Regions from separate parts of the Homo sapiens genome. Here region 2 is linked to region 1. The links are chromatin contacts, found by Hi-C in ENCODE. All regions are on one chromosome and are shown on one strand. The core of a region is the stretch at or near the end of the contact, and the rest is flanking DNA. Distances in the headings are between cores, read along the strand shown. Region 1 overlaps PKD1L1 (polycystin 1 like 1, transient receptor potential channel interacting). Region 2 has its middle 37 kb from the start of IKZF1.

Region 1 (3,191 bases), core at 484-2,983:
CTGCGGAAGAATAGAGCTGCAGGAGGGATTCGTGCGGGGTCGGGACGGGGTGGGGGTGGGGGGGGGGGGCGCGGTGCTTTTTTATACACAGGGTCAGAGAAGGCCGCTGTGTGTGACGACATCTAAGCAGAGCTGGAAGAGGAGGAATGCAGAGCTATGCCGAAGGTGGAGGCACACCTGCTTCACTGCAGGAGCAGCAGAAGTCTCGTGGGGCTGCAGCCACAAGTGGGAACCAAGAGAGCACAGGAGGTGACCTCAGAGTTACGGGAGGCCAAGTGGGGTCAGACTCAGGAAGTGGAGTTTCATTCTGAATGAGATGGAGGGTTCTGAGCACAAGAGTGGCACGCTCCAATGCACAGAAGCAACAGTGTGGTTGCGGTACTGAAGAGAGCCTGGCAGGCAGGAGTGGCAGCAGGGGATCCACTCAGAGGGCTATGAGGATGGCAGGTCTTGATTGTGGAGTGAAGGCAGAGGGTGAACACCTCTGAGGCTATGGGGTGGCCGGGCTGGCTGCTGGACTGGAAGTGAGATGGAGCCCAAGAGAGAACTCAGAGACAATGCCACTGGGCTTGCTCGGCCTGTGCACACTGAGAGCTTAGGTGGGGTGGGGGCATTGGAGGGCAGGTGAGGGGTGCTGGGAGCCCATCTTGGTCATGAGGCCTCTGTTGACCTTGCATTGACCTGTGCAGCTCTCCTTGTGACAAAATCTCAATCCTGGTGGCACCAGGAAAGCAGGGAGGTGCCCACGGCACAGGAGGAGGGGGGACACTTTTGGCCTACGGGAAGCTGGCCACCTTGTTTCCTACACAGGACGCCTGTCCAGAGACAACGCCCCACTGTGGACATGATTACAAAAAGCAGCCACCATCCCTCAGACTGAGGGCCCAGGGCCTCACTCTGGCTCTTGAGAGAGCTGTTACCAGAAGTAGTTCCAGCCAGTTAAGAAGTTAGTATAGGTTAACCAACGGCCCAGCCCCTCCCTGGGATGTGCGCTCCCTGTGCTGTGGGCCTTTTACAGATTTGTAACTACAGGACATCAGGTGCTTCATCTTTCAGGAGAACAACACAGGAAGGTGTCAAGAAGGCCAGAGTGGGAGCTGAAAGATGCCAGCTCGTGCCTGAGTGCATACGCCTGGCACCTGCCCCTCTTCTGTGACGAGAACAGGGAACCCCTCTGTGGCCTCCCAGAGCAGGACCTGGGTAGATCCTGGCAGTTTCCTGAGGATGTGAAACCCAGGGGCTGAGACAGCTGCATGTACCTACAACCCCTAAAAGGCATGGTGCTAGTGAGCAGCATGGGAGACACAGGGCTTTGCAAGACACTATCCTATAACTATGCCCAATCAGCAAACTGCCCAGCACGTCCAGGAGCTGGTGTATGGCCCTGTGTGACCTTCGCCTGAGCCCACTGGGGCTGTAGAGAGCAGAGCGGCCAGAATGCAGCTTGGAAATGGGTCTCCCAGTCAACCAAAACCAGAGAGCCCCCTGATTGCACATTTCACCAGGACCAAGCCCTTTGGGACATGATGGTCAAATCCTAAAGGCATCGATCTATGCCCAAAGCTGAGGTCCCAGGTGGCTGAACCTTGGAGTCACCTGGGTGGGGTGGGGTTGAAGCACCATCACCCTGAGCCACGCCACAGCATGTCTGTTAGAATCTTCAGAGGCAGGGCTTGTGCATGGTTTTGTTTGGTTTCTTTGACTTTTAAGCTCCCTAGGTGATTCTGCATAGCAGATCTGCACCAAGTGTTCAAGAAGCATGAGGTCTGTTTGCCCCCTTGTGTTTGGAGGTGAGGGCACTAAAAGCCTAAGGAAGTCACTGTATGTGGCTATTTACATTGTGTAATGTGAGAAACGCAGGTAATATCACCTCCCCTCTAAAACACCTCTCCCCAACCTCCTGTTCTCAGAACCATCAGACGCTCATCTTACTAAATATCCTTCCTTGGGAACCTAAAAATGCCTCCTTGAACTTTCGCTGACAAAAGTGATGGCAGAGCAGAGAAAAGCTCCCAAACACAAACACTGTGGGTTGAGATCAAATTCATTTCAATATAAACTCAGATGGATGTGCTACGGAGGGGGTGGTTTAATAACGCTGCTCTGCATGAGGAATACTGAAAAATGAACTGCAGGAGAGTCTTTGCCAAGGACAGCAGAGGTTCTGGGAGCTTCAAAGAGAACTGGCTTCTTTAAATTTGAACTAGAAACGCACAACTCTGGGCTGTCTGTGCATGTCCCTTTGGAACCAATGCTTATTCTGGGTGAAAAGCATGTCTCACTCAGAAGTTTTCACTCTTCTCTCGGACCCCACCCACAGATGTGAGAGTCACTCCTCTCACGCTTCTCCTCCATCTCCAGGGCATTGCCCAGGCCTTCAGACCCAAGCCCTGTTAGCTACTCTGATAAACAGATGCAAGGGAATTCACAAACATCCAGGTAGCCCAGTCTTAATTAATAGGGGTCTTCAACGAGCTCCCCACACTGCGCAAGTTAAGCAGGGTTTCAGTGCTTTGGCTGCTGGAAGCCTTGTCTGTGCTGGAGCCATCTCGGGGCAGCTCCCACTCCCCACCTGGGGGACAGCACCCACTCCCCACCCCGGGGATAGCCCCCACTCCCCGCTTGAGGGGCAGCCCCCACTCCCCACCTGAGGGCTACCCTCCTACTTCCCACCTGGGAGGCAGCCCCTACTCCCCACCTGCAGGGCAGCCCCCACTCCCCACCTGAGGGCTACCCCTCACTCCCCATCTGAGGGCTATCCCCTACTCCTCTGGGCTGGGCTAGCCCTGCCTGCACTTCTTATATGTGGAACTATGCTCTGGAGCTGAATTAAGGCTTTATAAGTCACACTTGCTTCATTGGCACAAACACACATGATAGGAAAACAATCCCTGATGAATTCCTGATGAAACATGGAGGTGCTTTTTAGCTGTACTGTACATGTACTGTATTCAGGAAGAAAAGCCTAATTTCCCCAGATCCAGGAATACCTTCTGCCTGGAAGCTGATGAGGATGGGCTCTGTGATTCCCGGTCTTCTGCCTTTCCATTCAGAGCACACCAAGGACAGCCACACTTCCCATCACTCATAAGAAGCACATGATTAGCATAGACCTCTAGAGAAAAAAAAAAAAGCAAACATTCTGAAGACTGCAATGTGCTGGGAAGGTGAGAACATAAAGCTGGAGAAGC
Region 2 (3,206 bases), core at 28-2,527, 2.3 Mb after region 1:
CCAGTATGTCAGCTTGGATAAGTGCTTCAGAGGGGGTGAATGACACTTTACACTTTGAAATCAGGAGTGTCTGTTCTCAGGCTGACCCAGAGCCGCAAGGCCACCTGTGGCACCCCTTCTCCATGCCCAGGTGACTCTTCTGAGCTGTCTCTACCCCAGGCACTTCTGCAGTCCTGCCCCTCCACCTTCATTGCCTTGGCTTGTCCTAATTAAAATTTGTAATTTAAAAAAAAAAGAAAAATCAAAAGCTGGTAATCGCGAGCCTTCCTTGTAAAAAACACAGCTTATTTCTATCATTAGCAACCTGTGCTGCAACAGAGCCCCTGACACGTGCATTTCAGGAGCAATTAGGAATCGCTGGCTGCATTTACATAACATTAAAATCACTGTCTACATATGCAAAATAAAATGAATCTCTTCCCATTGCTCCCACAGGCACTGGCCTGAGATAGATTTCTATCTGTTTTTGCATTTTAGCCACATGGATTTATTTGATCTGCCCATTATTTGCTTTCCTGGTAACGGGAGGTTTCCCTCCACTCTAACTGCCTGGCCAGGAGCAGCAGGCTGGGCACACCCGCGCCAAACCACTCGGGAAGAGGGGGTGAGGCGGGGCCGCGGCCTATCTCATCTCCCCTCCCCAGCATGCCTTGCAGCTGCAGGAAGCCACCCACCCATATTTCAGAAACCACAGGCTCCTGTGGGTTCCGAGAGCCTCTGTCCTGGGTGTGCTTTGAAACATGCACACAGTTTAATGTCTTGTTAGTCACCTTCTTTTACATTGCTCAACTGGAACTGGGAAGGAGCACCAATTACTGTGAACCATGCATGGTTTGATCTTCAGTCTTCCCCTTCCCTCAAGAGCAGCCATTCTGGTAGCAATGCCCCACTGCTGCATGATAGAGTTCTAGCTCAGCTGGTGTGTAGAAAGGAGGAGGCTGTTTCTTGTTATGAACACCTTCCCACCACACAACAACGAGCTCTAAGCAAAACCAAGATGTTTTTAGCTGCCACCTGTCATATCAGAACCCAGGATGCTTCACTATGGAATGAGGAAGAAAAGCCCACCTAGTTGGAACCACGATTGAGAGTTGCTTCTCCCCTACTCCTGTGCCCCTGCAGTCTCTCTTTCCATCCAGAGCCCCTCTTCCCTCTCTCACCTGCCTACTCCCTTATTTTAGACTCAGCCCAGGGCCTGAAATGCACACTTTCCCCTCGAGCTTCTTCAGGACTTTCCTCTGGCTCCCGAGGCCCCTGCATTTCACTGCTGTAGCTTGTGGTCTGAGCCCCTGGGGGACAGAGCAATGTCTATCCCCCATCCCTGGAGCTCAGCAAAGAGTCTGGCTGCAGGAGGCACTCAGAAGATGCTCCTCAGCTTGAAGTCAAGAAGACTCTGGTTTGCCTAGCTGAGGCCTACCTGGTTGCAGAACAGTTAAAGAAGGAATATGCTAGATCAGAGGTAGCCAGCCAAGGCCAGCAGTAGACTCTGCAGCTGACACCTTTAGGCCTGCCTGAGGCTGCAGTGAGCACCTCAGCTGACCACATTCAGCCTTCCTGACTGCAAGACTGGAGAGGCCAGCATGCCTTTGCAGCTGCAACTCCAGAGCCAATCAATCAATTGCCCAGGGTAGGAACCCCTCCCAAGGCAGTGCCCTCCAGTTTATGAGGCCTCTGCACTCTGTGACTTCTCCATCCTCACAATGCCCTGTTACATGGGCAGTGATTAGCCACAATGCACAGATGAGGAAACTGAGGTTCAGAGAGGTTACACCACTTTTTCAAGATCACATAACTCATAAAGACCAAACATATGAACCTACAAATGTTGATAAATCCAAGTCACTGTGTTTTTGGTTGTTTTCTTTTCCCTAGCCACCCACTAAGCCTGGTGACAGGAGCAGCTTCATGGGCCTGCGAGCAGTGCAGTCTCTCAGGGTTTTACAGTTAATGCTCTGTGGTTGCAGTCTTGAAACTGTGAATAAATTTACCTTGAATTTGTGTTTTGTCCGTAAAGTCTGACGAAGCAATGGAGCATGCATTGGGGACTCGGAGACTCTGCTCATGTGGGGCTCCCTTCCAGGTGCCTCCCCCTCCCAGGGATGGGTTCTCAGCTACCTGCCCAAGCAACCCCCAGCAACCACTGCCATCTGCTGGGAGGGGACCTGAGCCTGTGCATGGGAATGGTTGGGCCTACACAGTTGTGAACAGGGCCCTGGGTACCTGTGAGTGTCTGCAATCTCCCCATGAGTATTCCTGTGTCCAAGGGATGTGACATTAAATAGCAAGTAAAAAACACCATGACAAGAGAGAGACCCAGAAAGAAGGAAGAAATGTTTTTCCTGCCATTTGAGCAAGGGACCCCCTAATTTCAGTTTGCACTGGGCCCTACAAATTATGTAGCAGCCCTGTCTGGCAGAGGTGTGCCAGGTAACCCTATGTGTCCACTACCTTGCAAGATGGATGGTGGGCAATTGGCCCTTCCAGTGCCCCATAGGGCCTAGTATCTTAGATTGTAGTTATTCTTAAGGAATAGGATGAAAGGAGGAACAGCAGCAAAATGCCACCTTCATGACGTGCTCCAGAGACTGACCTCCTTCCACCTCTCTCTCAAAATTCATGCTCTGCTAAGCCAAGGGCCTCATTGGCCAACAAGTTGAGTTCAGGCCACCTCCTGCTCAAAGGAGAGGATAAAAAGTATTGTTGAATATCTAAGAGCTATATTTTTAACACTTGTGTCTAAAACAAGGTCGCAATTTTGCATCTGCAATAATTTATGCCTGGAAATAAGGAAGTGAAATTCCCACCTACTGGAAAGACAGTTAGGAGGGCTGTTCCATGGGGCAAGTGTGGTTTAGAGCTGTGCAAACACACATAGCAGGTGCAGGGAGACTCAGGAGCCATGAACAAGCAGCTGCCATGAGCACTACTGCTGGGTACCAGAGAGGGACCAGCCTTCTTTCCTCATTTGAAATGCGGGAAAGGGCAAGAGCGCATACTTTACAGGGGACAGGCAAGGTTTGAAGGAGACCAGACCAGAGCAGGATTTGTCTGTGTGAGATGTGTGTCCCCAGAAGGGCAGTCTGCACTGCCTGGCATTCCATCCCAGGAGTCTCACTGCCTTAAGATGCTTGCAATCCTCCCCTGTTAGGCTCTACATAAAACTGTGTAACTTTTTTCTGTCCTGCACATGCTGGTTTCCTCTACTG

What was found. Hi-C counts contacts between places; a loop is a spot of excess contacts on that map. Pooled maps may share reads with other maps.
Region 2: a loop to region 1 is called in a map with no recorded cell type, with 8 times the contacts of the local background. The contact joins two enhancer-like sites. A Hi-C loop is called at or near these places in 2 of 37 single-sample maps with no recorded cell type and 2 of 50 pooled maps.

The regions. Positions count from the first base shown.
Region 1 is chr7:47,937,203-47,940,393 of GRCh38, forward strand. PKD1L1 (polycystin 1 like 1, transient receptor potential channel interacting) reads right to left here. Exons shown (of 57, transcript NM_138295.5): 3 at 2,991-3,115. Among named protein-coding and RNA genes, the nearest start is that of PKD1L1, 9.7 kb to the right of the region's middle. RefSeq lists enhancers at 444-523, 974-1,143. Within about 2 kb of position 1,734, at least 4 of the 41 ENCODE cell types and tissues checked have a DNase peak (open chromatin) inside an H3K27ac peak, as active enhancers do.
Region 2 is chr7:50,266,359-50,269,564 of GRCh38, forward strand. No RefSeq gene overlaps it. Among named protein-coding and RNA genes, the nearest start is that of IKZF1, 37 kb to the right of the region's middle. RefSeq lists an enhancer at 709-808. Within about 2 kb of position 1,278, at least 8 of the 41 ENCODE cell types and tissues checked have a DNase peak (open chromatin) inside an H3K27ac peak, as active enhancers do.